Regions from separate parts of the Homo sapiens genome. Here region 2 is linked to region 1. A link is a loop called in an ENCODE intact Hi-C map of the cell type or tissue named here. Cell type or tissue: mammary epithelial cell. All regions are shown on one strand.

Region 1 (8,000 bases):
GTCAGAGTTCTCTTTCCGTTTCAAAAACTGGCAAATTGACTTGCAAATACCAGAGTCTCCTGAATAGGTTGCGTCTGTTCAAAGACTCTTGTGACCCCATCAAGTTCTCAGCCACTGGCAGTTAAAATGGATATCGACCAGTAGGGATGGGTGGGCCCCCCAGCGATGGGGAGGGTAAATTACCCAACTGAATTGATTCTTACGTGCACCTGGTGAGGGGATGATGACGATGATAATAATGAAGATGATGATGGTGATAGTGGTGGTGACATTTACCCTCAATTGAGTTCATTTAAAAAAATATATCATTTAAACTTTGCAACCATAGCAGATAGAAATTACTTAACCCACTTTGCTGTAGCTCAGAGCAGTCAAGAAGGTTAACTGCCTGAAGGTTTCAAAACTGACATTAAAAGCAAAGATAGTGCTTGCTGCTCTCTGCCACTTGCCTCTGTGCTTTTTTTTTTTTACAAAACAGTTTTATAATTTACAACGATACAGTTCTCCCATTTGAAGTCTACAATTCATTGTTTTGGTGTATTGGTGCAACCATCACCACAATCTAAGAGTCGAACATTTTCATCATCCCATAAAGAAGCCCCTTACAAACTAGCTGTCACTTCTTACTTTCCTCCAGCCCCTTCTCCCGGCCCCTGGCAATCGTTAATTACCTTTTTCTTTGCAGATTTACCTATTCTGAACTTAGAAATGGAACCATATATGTTGGTTTTTGGTGACTGGCTTCTTTCATTTAGTATAATGTTTTCAAGGTCATCCGTGTTGTACCATGTATCAGTATTTCAACCCTTTTTATTACCAAATAATATTTCATAGTATGGACATACCATGTTTCATATATCCATTCATCAGTTGATGAACATTTGAATTGTTTCTACTTTGGGGCCATTATGAACAATGCTACTAGGGACTTTTGTGGGTGTATGTTTTCATTATTTTATTGGGTGTTTACTTAGGAGTGCAGTTGCTGGATCTTATGGCAACTCTATAACTTAACATTTTGAAGAAGTGTCAAAAGGTTTTCCAAAGTCACTCTACCATTTTATATTCCCAGCTCCCTCCACGGGTTTCATCTCTGTTTTCTTTCTTTAAACAAGGAATTGGCAAACTATGGCCCATGGGCCAAATCCAGCACACTGTCTGTTCTTATGAATAAAGTTTTATTGGAATGGAGATATAGCCATTTGCCTGTGTATTCTCTATGGCTGTGTTCGAACAATAATGGCTGAGCTGAGCAGCTGCAAATGAGACTCTGAGGCCAAAAAGCCTAAAATAGATACCCTCTGACCCTTTACAGAAAACATTTGCCAACCCCTGCTTTAAACCTCTTTTGCCTTCATGTTGGGTCATTGCCATTGTTGTCTTTCTAGGGAAGCAGCCAGGTCAGTGCCCATGTAAGGAAGGTTATACAGGAGAAAAATGTGATCGCTGCCAACTTGGCTATAAGGATTACCCGACCTGTGTCTCCTGTGGGTGCAACCCAGTGGGCAGTGCCAGTGATGAGCCCTGCACAGGGCCCTGTGTTTGTAAGGTAAGTGGGGAGGTCAGAGACACCCCTGAGCTTCCTTTGAGCTTCTCTGGAAAAGGAGTGTTTTCCATTGGCTCCAATGATCAGTTCTTGAGCAAAGTGGTAAGGTTTAAGCAGAACTCCCCTTGCCCCTTCTCTCCAAGCCACACCGAGTTGGCTGTATTATATATGCTTGGACTCACATGGGCATCTGGCTTCTTTTTTTGTACCTCTGGTAATGGTGATATATTCCAGAGGCATTTCTGTGACTTCTTAGAGGACACCAAACACTGCATACCTTTATATTCCCACCTCCTCTGTGGGCCTCATCTCTGTTTTCTTTCTTTAAACCAGGACTTGGTAAACTATGGCTCGTGGGCCAAATCTGACACACTGCCTGTTTTGTGAATAAAGTTTTATTGGAACAGAGCTGTATCCATTTGCTTATGTATTTTCTATGACTATGTTCAACCAATAAAGGCTGAGTTGAGTAGTTGCAAAAGAGATGCTGTTGACCCCTAGCTTAATTCTATGGTATTCTTTTCCAGCTTTGTATTCGGAAGAGAACCAGATTAACATTAAATTTCTGAGAACACCAATTAAACGCAGATATGCTATTTTGAGTGTCTGTTAAAAAGGAGTTGAATAGTCATAAGAAATGCATTAATATGGTGCCAGTGAGGGGTTTTATTTGGCCTTACAATATTAATAACAATTTCTTCATAATTCATAGGACATTCCATTGTACCTATGTGCTTATTCCCACCTGTGCAGTCTTAGGCACATGTTATATACTACTGGAAATAATCTTGAGCATTTATGAATAAGAGAAAATTCTATAGCTCTCTTCAGATTTTGAAATGCTGGAAAGATCAGTAAAAAAATGAAAAATTTAAAACAAAACAAAACAATTTAAATGGAATGACCGAGTTCTAAGATCTCCAGCCTTGTTCTTGAGTACAAAATCAAATTATATATAATTCAAAATCTCTATTCTGGAAATATTGACTTTATGAGGCCTCACCTTTACTTTGGACGTTTATTCACCTGTCTCTGTGGATCACCGAACACCTATCTTGTTAATGTCATTTTATTCTCTCTGGACAGACACATTGGTTTCAAAAGCTAATCTTTTACCCTAACTTACAGGAAAACGTTGAGGGGAAGGCCTGTGATCGCTGCAAGCCAGGATTCTATAACTTGAAGGAAAAAAACCCCCGGGGCTGCTCCGAGTGCTTCTGCTTTGGCGTTTCTGATGTCTGCAGCAGCCTCTCTTGGCCTGTTGGTCAGGTGGGAGGCGCCATCTGCGCGGCGGGATTTAATGAGCAGGTCGTATTGCACAAGCTTGGCACGAGCTGTGTGAGGAGGAAATGAGGATGACTTCCCGTGACACCACTCTCATCGCTATGCAATGATACTGACGTGGGTCAAAGGCAGCCGTCTGCCTCTCAAGATTCTTTATAGGTCATGTGCTTACTCCCACACACATTTCTCTATGGAAAAAACAGGATGATGTGGCACTAGAGAACACGTCTTGTTTCAATTTCTTCTGTGGGGAAATGGATTGGGTGGGGAGGTCGGCTCTCCCTCCGCCCGCCCCTGCTGCTCTCAGGCCTGGGAGCCCAGAGGGCCGTGGGGCCATGGGGATTTTCCAGCTCAAAGACGCTAAGGAGTAGGAGGCCCTCCAGTGGCGAGGGTGGGAACAGCGGCACGTGGTGCAGGGTTTAGGAATGCAGGCCAAGTTGTTTCCGGAACAGGGAGTTCTGGGGTGATGGGTTCAACAGGGGTGTCCAGTGGTGGCTAGGAGAGGTGGAGATGGTGTGATGGCTGCAGGCAAGGGAGGAGCTGCTCGGTAGGGACTTACCCAGCAGTGACTGCTGTGGACACCACGCTGGGGGGAGTACCATCACCTCTATGTCGGTGACGCATTGGGAGTATAAGATCTAGAGGTTATCTTTGTACATTTTTCAACATTTGGGTAAAAAGCAGGGGGCAACGAAGAAGAGGGAGTCAGACTTAGCAAGAGACATTTTGCTGAATGCATTTATGATGTTCTTTGTTGTTTTAAATCTAAAATCTATACCCATGGCCTTTATGGTTTTGCTCATTTATTTGCTTATACTGGATCTGGATTTGGAGTAGTGAGACTTGTTCTCAGGTCCTCCTGGTCCTTTACAAGTGGAAGGGTCAAGGGTCATGAGGTTCAGCAGCCACAGGTGTTATGTTAATGCCATCCCTAGAGAAGCTTTCTGGCCCATTTCTTCATTGTGAAAATATTACTGCTGCACTGGGTGAAATCTAAGGTAAGTTCTATTTCATACTTCAAAATTCTTGAATTTGTTTTTAAGGTAAACAGTATGTCCGGGTGGCTGGTCACCGACTTGATCAGTCCCAGGAAGATCCCGTCTCAGCAAGATGCACTAGGCGGGCGCCATCAGGTCAGCATCAACAACACCGCGGTCATGCAGAGACTGGCTCCCAAGTACTACTGGGCAGCCCCCGAGGCCTACCTTGGAAATAAGGTGCGTGTGACCCTGCAGGTAGCGATGTCTCAGATGAAGATCTCAGGGAACACTGAGAAAGAACTTGCGCTGCCTGCATTTTAGGTAGTCTCATAGGGCACCTGAGTGTTGGACAGCATTTCATAGCCTGTACTTGCATCTGATGATACAAAGAAGGTTTTCTAGCCTTGTTAGACTTTATGTTGTATTATTCAAATAAGAACTTCTGCTCTTCTGGTCTGGTTCCTGAGCAGTGTGTTTGGTGAAGTCTCATCCCCGTCTCTGAGATAAACTTTCTGGGTCCCTGGATCACTTGTTTATGAAGTGTTCCTCACATTCCCGCTTTGTTTAGTTTGCCATAGGCTCAGCTTAGAGCCTCCATGGCTTAGTGGAGGGCCTGGCATACAAGAAACAACCCAGGGAAGGTTCCAGCAATGGGACTGCTGTGCTGCTCCCTCACTTTGAGTACCGTGGCAGGCTGTGCTCATCTGAAGCTCACATTTAGGAACAGATGGAATACTTTCTGCTTTTGTTATATTTCAAGAAAATGCAAACTGGTGATTCTGCAATGTGGAGGTTGGTTTGTAGGCTTGGGCCTTCCTTGCAATGATGTGTTCCCATTCCCCCCTCCCCACTTATGCCGCATCTCTCCAGATTCTGATTGATACGAAAATTTATTCCCGAGAATGCATCTCAATTATTATAGCTCCCTGCTTACCTTCCCGGGTTTTTGGTTTTGTTTTGTTTTAAAGTAATGGCATACAGGCATGCTAGTGTAGTCTTGTAGCTTGGTACGCTTCTATTTAATTTGATGATATTTTCATTTTAAAACTTGTTTTGTATATTTTTAAGGAGTATTTATTTTTGAAAATTATTTTTTTCTCAAATTATAATCCTAGAACATGTGCTCTATTGATATGATTTTATCAACAGAGTTCAATGATTTTTTTTTCTCTTGATATCACTTCTCCAATTTTATGGTGCAAAGTTGGGTTCTGAACAATATATTGCTGTCATATACCCATCAGAAAGAAAATCTTAATTTTATATTGAAGGACATCTAATCAGAAGAAACACCTTTAGTCCTTTCTCTAACTAGCAAATCAGACATATTCTTTGTTGTCCTATGAGGAGGATGCTGAAATGAAAATGTGGAGATTGTAGACATGGGTCAAACTCCTCATCCCCTAAATTACTTAACCGAAGTAAATATCTATTGTGTGATTAACAAAAGTTTATAGTAATTTGCCTTGTGGTCTCTAACAAAGAGTACATTTTTCTTCTGTGCTTTCAAACAGTGTCCTGCATGTTGGTAATATTGATTAACCAAAATGTTTATGAATATACTCCCCTTTCACTGCCTTTAATGTGAATTTCCTTGTCTGTCATGGTCAAGGGGATAGTTGTAGCCTAGTTGTTTGCAGATGGATCCCAGTGACCACTTCCTCTTACTTGATTGTTGCTGTGATTGTCTTCCCCTTTCGTGTTCATTCTCGCTTAAACATTTCAGCTGACTGCGTTTGGCGGATTCCTGAAATACACGGTGTCCTACGATATTCCGGTAGAGACGGTAGACAGTAACCTCATGTCGCATGCTGACGTCATCATTAAGGTGATTGTTTTTGCTTTGATTCTGCTATAGAGCTTAGGGCTTAGTGGGCTGATAGTTTATGACTGAAAGTTACTAGGTGAGGACATCCCAGCAAGGAGCTGGTGGCCAGGTGGCCATTCAGTAGACCCTGGACTTGCGTGGGGACTACTGAGATGGTGAGTGTGAGAATCTGTCTTTGAGCCCATTTCTGGAGTTGCCTCAGGACAGCACCCGCCACTCTTCTCTTCATCTCCAGGGTGTACCCATCTTTTCACATTTAAAAAGAAAGGGAGCTGGGCTTGGTGGCTCATGCTTATAATGTAAGTGCTTTGGGAGGCTGAGACAGGAGGATTGTTTGAAGCCAGGAGTTTGAGACCAGTCTGGGCAACATAGTGAGACCCCCGTCTCTCAAAAAATATTAGCCAGGCACCGTGGCACGTGCCTGTAATCCCAGGTACTCGGGAGGGTGAGGCAGGAGGATGGCTTGAGCCCAGGAGTTCAAGGTTATAGTGAGCTGTGATTGCACCACTGCACTCCAACCTGGGTGACAGAGAGAGAGCCTATCTCAAAAAAAAAAAAATTTTAAGTAAAAAGGAGACAAATTTTTGCTCTGACCTTGAATCTTCTTTTTGAAGTCTCTTCTTCCCTGTGCCACTTTGCCTCTCAGATGAATGGATTAGGCAGTACTTGGCGGTCTGAGGACAGTAGACGTGTTGCCATACTTGTCCTCAGCCTCTGTCCCTATCCCCACATCCTCAGTCTCCATAAAAAGATCCAGCTCAGTCAGGAGGACTCCCCAAGTGGTAATGTCCCAGGGTCTGGGGCATGTCTGGGCAGAAACCACTCCAGGTTCTTGTCTCTCATGTCCTTTCACCTGGAGCTATCTTCACCTCCATCTCCAGCCTGACCAATTGCAGACCGCACACGGTAAATCACTTTTGTGAACAGCAACTTGATGAAAAGCTGGAGCTATGTTTACATACTTTTTCTACTTCTGTACTTTAGTTAAAGATTAGAGGTGTCAGATGGGTTGCTTTGATAAAAGCTGTGGGCAACTGCACGACTTTCTTTCTTTTCCAAGATCCCAGCGAAGTACACAGGCTTTCAGTTTATTACCAGAACCCCTCTAAAAATAATACAATGAAACACCTTTTCTCTGATAATTCTGGGCCAAGAGCTGTACACACCATTACACGTTTGCCACAAGAAGCTAGGCACGAATGAAAAACCACGTTGCTGAATACAAAATTTGATTTTATTTTTATTTTATCATTAAATTGAATGACAAATATATTTTCTCTTGTTTTTAAATGTTAGGGAAACGGACTCACTTTAAGCACACAGGCTGAGGGTCTGTCATTGCAGCCTTATGAAGAGTACCTAAACGTGGTTAGACTTGTGCCTGAAAACTTCCAAGATTTTCACAGCAAAAGGCAGATTGATCGTGACCAGCTGATGACTGTCCTTGCCAATGTGACACATCTTTTGATCAGAGCCAACTACAATTCTGCAAAAATGGCTCTTTACAGGTATGTATTGAAAATGGAGGAAAAACTTACGGTGAAGGTACTTCCATTTTATGTTTGTTTATTCATATATATTTAAAGCTCAACGTATTTTACATTCATTATATTAAGGACACAGCTACAGGATCTGGCTGTCTTAAGAATTATTAAGTTTATAAATGTAATTTTATTGAAAACGTAAGAACAGTTATCCACATCAAGTGTATCCAGTAGAAGACAGACTTGACATTAGGATGAGAAACTTTCAAAGGGGGTTTCTGGGAAATGCACGATGAGTTAGCGATTGTCTGGACCATGTTGCACCTGGTTCTCACCATCCTAATGTTAATGGTCTTAGCTTTTACTCAGTCCATTTAAGTGAACGTATCCATCGTTGGTCATTTGATTACTTTCGGGAGGACAATTTCTGGCAATGCCGTGCCAAGCATAAAAGTTGTATGCAGCTAGGCTGGGCATGGTGGCTCACACCTGTAATCCCAGCACTTTGGGAGGCCGAGGCAGGTGGATTGCATGAGGTCAGGAGTTTGAGACCAGCCTGGCCAACATGGTGAAACCCCATCTCTACTAAAAATACAAAAAATTAGCCAGGCATGGTGGCGCATGCCTGTAGTCCCAGCTATTCAGGAGGCTGAGGCATGAGAATCATTTGAACCCAGGAGGTGCACGTTGCAGTGAGCTGAGGTTAAGGCACTGCACTCCAGCTGGGGCAGCACAACGAGACTTTGTCTCAAAAAAAAAAAGTTGTATGCATCTAACACAAACATAGCATGACACATTTAAGGGTAATCTTTCTATTTGTGATAATTGAATGGATTAATTTTTCTGAGGTGCTTCAACTCCAAATAGGCAACACCAGA
Region 2 (8,000 bases), 120 kb after region 1:
GAAAATGGAGAGAGTGCTTTATTAAAATTGCAAGGATCAAGAGGCATATGTGTTTTTAACCTTAAAACACTACAAAATGAAGGGCTAACTTGTACAGTGGGATGGAGTGAATGATATGGGCATCTGTTAAGATGCCATCTGTAACCAGGCTCTGCAGAATGTGTGCTGGCAGCCTTTGTGGTAGAGCAGCCCAGTTCACAAAGTGCTGTCACTGTGGGGATGAGACTGTGGGGATGGGTGGGTGGTGAAGGCATGGCAGATCTAACCTCTTGACTGAAGCAGAGGGACCCTGCTGTGCAGCAATGGGAGAGGAAAAAGGACAAAGTAGGTTGGGCCTGATCATGGAGAGCCCAGGGGAATTACCCCATGCCCATTTCCAGTCGGCCCCTGCTCCAAGCGACCCACTTTTCTAATGTATATCTCCATAGATTAGTTTTTCCTGCTGTTGAATTTCATGTAAGTGGAATCATGCATTGTTAAAGAAAAATTATTCATGACACTCATTAAAGATGATAAGGCAGATTTTAACATGGGGGACCTCCATAATGGGGTTTTGCAGTAGGGAAGAAAGGTTTGGCTCCACTCTGAACACAACAAGGACAACTGGGGGTTTCTAGCCAAGGAGCAGGGTGGGGCTCAGTGGATGGAAAGTTACTAAGAGGAAACATCAAAGCTAGGGAGGTTTTTGTTAGAGGAGCTCAACAGGATCTTTGCTCAAGGCAGGCCAGTATGGGAAGATATGAAGAGTGGGGGGTGTGGAATTTGATCAGATAACAATGGTGGGGGATTTTCGATAAACTGACCCAACAAGATTGTAACTCACCTAAATGAACCAAGGACAGTCTAAAGTTTAAGCTTTGAGGGCTTAGAGGGCCTCACTGGAGTTAGGTCAAAGAAAACCTTTGTCAGTATGGACTCATGTTTGACTTTTTGCATGCAACATGTTTTTGAAATTCATATTGTTGCATGTGCTCTAAATTCATTTTATTTTATTGTTGAGTAGTACTCCGTTATATGAATTAACCAAGTGTATTTAACCCTTTTCCAAGTTTTGTGTGTTATGAATAAAACTTCAGTGGACATTCTTGCACAAGTATTTGTGTGGATGTGTTTTAATTTCTCTTGGGTAATATCTTAGGAGTTGATTTCTAGGTTATAGGGTAGGTACATGGTTATGTTTATACTATATTGCCAGTTTTCCAAAGTAGTTCTGCTACTTTATACTCCCAACAGCAATGTATGAGAACGCCAGTTGTTGTATTCCTTGCCAACACTTGGTATTATGTCTCTTTTTAATGTTGAGCATGGTTTTTTTTTTTTTTTTTTTTTTTCTGGAGACCGAGTCTCGCTCTGTCACCCAGGCTGGAGTGCAGTGGTGCAATCTCGGCTCACTGCAACCTCTGCCTCCCGGATTGAAGTGATTCTCCTGCCTCGGCCTCCCAAGTAGCTGGGACTACAGGCACCCACCACCACGCCCAGCTAATTTTTTGTGTTTTTAGTAGAGACGAGGTTTCACCATGTTAGCCAAGATGGTCTTGATCTCCTGACCTTGTGATGCACCTGCCTCAGCCTCCCAAAGTGCTGGGATTACAGGCATGAGCCACCGTGCCCAGCCAATGTTGAGTATTCTTGTGGTTGCATAGTGCTATCACCTGGTGGTTTAATTTGCATTTCTCTGATGACTGATGATGTTGAGTATCTTTTTATGCATGTTGTCTATTTCTATACTTTTGTGAAGTGTTCAAGTCTTTTGTCCATTAAAAAATTATCTTTTTAAAATCAGTGATTTGTTAGAGTTCTTTACATATTCTGTGAATTATACACACACACACACACAAACACACACATTCTTCACCTAATCTATAGCTTTCCTTTAACAGTTTATTGACTGAGCAAAAATATTAAATTGTATGGATCCAATTTATCAATGATTTCCTTCTATGGCTAAGGTTTTTGTGGTCCTATTGTAGTGACACAGAACTGTGTGGTAGAGAAGCCTGTTTCCAATGTCTAAGGAAATGGAGCTCAGGACTATAGCAAAGCTCACTGCTATGCAGTGATAGAAATGTTATGCAAATGCAGAGCAACTACCGAAAATGAGCTGTATGTGTTATATAACATAAAAGGTCATAAATAAGATGTCATTGCCTGGAAGACTATGCAAGTGATTGTTAGTTGGCAAAATTCAGATAAATTTTTCAAAGGTGTCCCCTCCCATGTATCCCTTTCCAACTTCTTTCTGGTCAGAGAAGGTGTAATTTACTGCTGGGAAGAAGAGAGAAATGTGTCTAATAGAGCCTCCAGCTTCCCTGGAGCTCCTGATTCTTTTCCATCTGCTGTGTGCTTTGCTGTCAAACAACATTTTGTAGATGTCTTTGGAACTGAGATAATGCCAGCAGGGTTCCAAGTTGATCTAGTGGAAGAGATTGCAACCCAGCTCAGGGCCAGAACCTTCCAGGATGGCCAGAAGGGGACAGCAGGCATTTCCTAGTCAAGAAGGTAGGAATAGATAACCTCCTAAATATGCCCTTGAAGCCATCAATTAACTAGGAATGACAGCTTTCTTAGCTATGGAACAGAAAAAATACCAGTAACAGGGCAGGAAATATTACCATAGGATGACAATTGCCATTACTCTTCCAAACCTAGCATTTGGATCCGCCAAGAAAGAGAAAGGATAGAGATAGTGCATGGGGTGCATGGGCTTAGTTATCATTCAGGGCCATTCTGTGCCAAAGTCAGGAGCTATATCCAGGGAAGTAAATTAACCCTATGGGATGAAGCTGTTTGTGCGGGGTTTGTGAACAAAAGTCGTTTGAAAAGGAATTTGGAGGAAAGAGGCTTATTCCAGTGAACAGTTTGCAAACCTGGGAGATACAGCCTTAAAGGAAGGTACATTCCAAAGTACAAAGGGAGGGCTCTGGTTTTATAGTGACAGTGCCTGCCCAGGTGCCCAATCATGTTCATTTATGCAAATAAAAGATTCAAACTTGCCTAGTTGTGATTGGTCAATACAGCTGAGCTCTGGTTGATTGGTTGATACAGCTGAGATCTCCTTGGCTGGTTCAGGTGAGCGCAGCGTGTGGCAAAGTACAGCAGAAGTGCGGGTGGTCTGGGGACTCAGGGTGACCTCTAGTCAACTGCAGATGGCTGCGTGGCTCTATTCAAAATGTAGGCCCAGCTGGCCATCTGGGTGCCTCTTGAAGGAGTGGCTCTTTAGGGTTCACCTTTGTTTACAGGTGTCAGAAACGAAGAGACTCAAGAAAAGACTGCCTGCCCTACTCACCTTGACTGAGCGCTGACGAAGACCACGGGGCCCTCTGCGCTGCAAGGGCGGAGGTGGCCCAGAAGCCCGCAGTGCCCACGTGCAGGACCCAGGGTAGGGGGTGAGGCCGGACGATGGCACCCGCCCCGCTGGTTCCCAGCCACACAGGGAGGCAAAGCAAAGGCAGCCCGCGGGCGGATGGAGCTGCAGGGGCCGAGCGTCGGCAAGCCCAGGACGGCCTGGCGCAGGGTTGCGGGCGCCCGACCTCCAGCGTGGCCCGCGGATGCAAGACAAAGCTTTAAAGCCTCCGGCCGCACAGCCACCCACTAGTCCCCAGGTATGAGGACGGTCTGAAGAACCTCTCTCTCCTCTGCCTGCTGAAGAGTTCCAAGACAAGTAAGGCAACAGCAAGGACGACACAACCACACACCGCCACAACCACACGCCACCACCACCACACACTACCACAACCACACCACACACCTCCACAACCACACACCACCAACCCCACACTGCCACAACCACACACAACCACACACCACCACCACACACCAGAACCACACACAACCACACATAACCACAACCACACAACACCACAACCACAACCACACACCAGCACCACAACACACAACCACAACCTCCCTCTGAGCTGCTCAGGCTGCTTTAACCAACCAGTTTGGAATCCAATCAAAATCCTCTGCTGCCGTCTAGCGACGAATACCGGGAAAGCAGAATATATAGTAAGAAAGCTGTTTAAGAGGCAAAAAGTGATCGTCTAAAGGTTTGCAAGTGCAAGCCAGAAGAACCTGGTCATCCTGTGTTCATGACAGTGCCTTGAACTGGGTCACCCCGCACTTGCTAAGGGGCTGGTGTGGGATGTGACAAGAAGAAAGTCGTCAAGGGGACTCCAAGATTTCTGACTTGAGAAACTGAAAAAGCCACTGTTAACTGAGATTTTTTTTTTTTTTAATGTGGGTGGAACGGATTTGGGCATAAAGATTTAAAAATCCAGTTTGAAACGTGCTAAATTGGAATGTTTAAAAGGGAATACTTGCTAAACTGAGCAATAATTATGCTGTCTCCAGGTTAGCACGCGTCCCCTTTTAGGTCAAAGGATACAGAGTAGCAAGTATGTAGGAGGAACAAATCAAAAGATCTAATGAACAACATCGGGACTGTCGTTTCTATAGTGTGTTGTGTTAAGGATTTTTGCAAAATCAGTAGATCATAGCTGCTCTTGCCACAAGGCGGAAAAACGGAAAAATGGAAAAACGGGTAACTATGTGAGATGATGGATATATTAATCTGTTGTACTCTAGTAACCATTTCACTAGATACATAATATCGTGTTGAACACCTTAAATATACACCACCAGATTTATTTTTTAAAATAAAAATGAAACATGGCTTGAAAACCAAAAAAATTAGCTGTACTATAATTTGATATGTTAAACATTGTCATGCTGTTATTTGATGTAACTACGCCCATAATTCCCAGGATAAAAATATTGGAGTCGTATTAAGATTACTTGGACATTAAGTAATTGGATTGGTCAAGAGGTGAAAGGGAGATTACTGTCCCATAGAAAAAGTCAAATGCTGGTTCTCATATATATATCACTTTGCATATTTGTATGTTAAGTGGATTGAACCTACATCACATGGTGGAAGGACTGCATAAAAGGTTAACATAATCTTTTCTCTATCTCTGTGAAAATCTAACTGCAGGCTGTCTACCTCCTTTCCCCTGGGAACCTGGTGACATGAAATGTTTGCTTGAGAGCATTGCTTTTAGGAAAAGAATGGCCGATCTTAGGATGTATCTTTTCAAACTATGGTCTTTGTAACCTTTCTGTCCTGAAACAGAAAAGACTTCTCCTCAACTGGTTGGGTAGCGCAATGTATTGACATAGAGTTCTGGTTCTAGCTCCGGTAGGCACAGAAAGACCACCGAGATTAACTCCCCAGACTCATCCCTCTGTAAACTGCTGAGGACAACAACTGTGCTTGGCCCTGCCTTACTCCCGGAAGTGCACTTTGAAATCTCTGCATGACATCACAGCGTGTTCAAAAGATGAACAAGTGACTGCTATTTGGTGTTGTGACCAAGGAAACTCTCCAGACTTGTAAATTCATATTCTTCTTCAAATAGAGGTGGCTAAGAATAGCATCCCGGGATTCTTTATCATTTATGAATCCTTTTGCTTACAACCGTTGGCAAAATGGCGTGGGGTGACGTTAACTTGTCAAATTAATGTAGAGGGATGCTAACTGTTTATGCGCAGCATATTTTGTGCTTATCATCTGCATCACTAAATCATACTTCATGAATGATTTCATTACTGAGTCAAGAGTTGTAGGGTTAGAAATACTGTAACTGATCATGTAATTGACAACAGAATAACTGTGGATTACTTGTTAGAACTGGATCATGTTGGTAACCATTTGCAAAATAGCTGTTGTTGAAACCGAACTGTTACTGTTCGAAAACAAAAAGTTGCAGCATTGAAAGATTTATGGAAGCAGAAAATAGCTTCCACAACCCTGTTAGGCAATAGATTTTTAGATTGGAGAATTGGCGGACTATTACTGATGGGTATGGTAGTACCGATTTTGGTACTTATACATGCAGATTGTTATGTGATTGGATTGGTGCCCTGGGGTGGTGGAGTCTACACTGTAGCACAGGCTTGCACCTGCACAGTGATAAAAATGTTACGAGATGGAAGAGCAAAGCTCAGAATGAATTATCATTAGGTACAAGTTCATAAACACATTGTAAGAGTACACATACGGTAAAATCTTTCAAAATCATACCCCTACCAATTCTCCTCACTGCTTACCCCCGTCTGTAGGTATTGAGAGAAAGTATGATTTATGGTGGCAGAGATAAATGACATATCCAAGGGCCCTGCGTTGCCCCAACTCCTGATTCTCTTCCATCTGTTTGCATGTGTTGTTGTCAAAGAAATAATATTTTGAAGAGAACTTTGGAATTGAGAAGATGTCTTGCAACGTTGTCTGAGGAATATTACTTACTTCAAAGTCATAAAGATAACCTCCCCAGTCTTCTTCTGGAAGACTATACTTTTAGCTTTCACATTAAAGCCTGTGATCTAACTTGCATATATTGTACTTTTGTGAAATAGAAGTCCAGGTTCATCATGGTTTTTTTTTTTCCCAAAGGGATGTCCCGGTGTATTAGTCAGAGTACTCCAGAGAGAACCAATCATATATATGGGAAGGGATTTATTCAGGGGAATTGGCTCCCAAAATCAACGAGAGGTGGAAAATTCCCACCATAGGGGAATCTGCAAGCTGAAGACCAGAGAAACCCATAGCTCGGCTCATTCTGGAAGCAGCCCCAAGTCTGAGACCTAAAGTCTGAGAGCCCCTCGGGAGTCTTGTGGTGCAAGTCACAGAGTCCAAACCTGAAGAACCTGGAGTCTGGTAGGGCAGAAGGAAAAAAGGCATCTGTCTCTGGAAGGGAGAGAGAGAACAGAGAGGAGACAGCAGAGAATTCCCCTTTCTTCCACCTGTTTGTCCCAGCCAAACCTCCAGCCCATTGAATTGTGCCCACCCATATTGAGGGTGGGGCTTCTCTCAGTTCACTGACTCACAGGCGAGTCTCCTCTAGAAACAGCCTAACAGAAATACCCAGAGACAGTGCATCACCAGGCAACTAGGCATTCCTCAGTCCAGTCAACCTGACACCTAAAGTTAATCATCACACCCGGGAATCACAGCACTGTATTTTAAAGAGAATTTCCATTCCCCACTGAATTGCCTTGGCAGTTTGTGAAAAATCAACTATGTATGTATGCGTCTATTTCTTAACTCTAGTCTGTTCCAGTGATCCTTCTGCTTATCCTTACACCAATACCACACTGTACTGATAACTGTAGCTTTGTAATAAGTCTGGAAACAAGTAATATAAGTCCTTCAAATTTATCGTACTTTCTCAAGACTCTTTGATTATTCTAAGTCCTTTGAATTTCCGTATGCATTTTAAAATCAGCTTCTCAATTTCTACAACAAAAAAAGACTCCTGGAATTCTGATTTGGATTTCGTTGTGTCTACAGGTCCATTTGGGGGAGAATGCATGCCTTAACAACATTGAATATTGCAATACAGGAACGTGGACTATCCTTCCATTTACTGAGTTCATATTTAATTTCCCTTGGCAATGTTTGTAGTTTTCAGTAATTAGGCCCTGCTTATCTTGCTCTAAATTTATTTTTCTATATTTTATATTTGTTGATGCTATTGTAAGTGGTATTGCTTTTATAATTTTCTTTCCCAGCTGTCTTTATAGCTAATACATGGAACACAACTGATTTTTGTGATTGACCTTGTGCCTTGTGAAGCTGCTAAATGTACTTATTACTTCTAGTAATTGTAACTATTGATTACTTATGGCTTTCTTTACATAATCATATAGTCATATCATCTGCAAATTAAACAGTTTCATACTTCTTCCTTTCAACACTTTTTGCCTTTTCTTTTTCTTGACTTACAGCGCTAGATAGGATCTCCTGTACAGTGTTAAATAAAAATAGGAAAAACAGACACTCTTACCTTATTTGTTATCTCAGGGCACGTTTATTCAATCTTGGCACTACTGAATAATTCTTCTTTTTTTTTTTTTTTGACAGAGTCTTGCTCTTTCTTCCAGGCTAGAGTACAGTGGTGCCACCTTGGCACACTGCAACCTCCGCCTCCTGGGTTCAAGTG

What was found. A loop is a pair of places that touch in the nucleus more often than their neighbours do. Peaks named below come from ENCODE experiments on the same cell type or tissue, not always from the same donor. Only the 100,000 strongest peaks of a DNase experiment are listed, where the experiment ranks them.
Region 2: a loop joins it to region 1, with 8 times the contacts of the local background. A loop is called at or near these places in 20 of 110 quality-filtered maps.

What each region holds. Positions count from the first base shown.
Region 1 is chr18:7,033,625-7,041,624 of GRCh38, reverse strand. It overlaps LAMA1 (laminin subunit alpha 1), which reads left to right. Exons shown (of 63, transcript NM_005559.4): 10 at 1,389-1,549; 11 at 2,675-2,815; 12 at 3,874-4,047; 13 at 5,537-5,638; 14 at 6,935-7,146. Among named protein-coding and RNA genes, the nearest start is that of LAMA1, 80 kb to the left of the region's middle. RefSeq lists enhancers at 2,523-3,023, 3,021-3,315, 2,279-3,478, 3,024-3,524, 5,738-6,937. In mammary epithelial cell, a CTCF peak has its summit at 3,222; a DNase peak (open chromatin) is centred at 2,994; H3K4me3 peaks cover 527 bases; H3K27ac peaks cover 2,712 bases.
Region 2 is chr18:6,916,172-6,924,171 of GRCh38, reverse strand. No RefSeq gene overlaps it. Among named protein-coding and RNA genes, the nearest start is that of LINC00668, 9.7 kb to the left of the region's middle. In mammary epithelial cell, a CTCF peak has its summit at 3,967; DNase peaks (open chromatin) are centred at 3,951 and 6,901.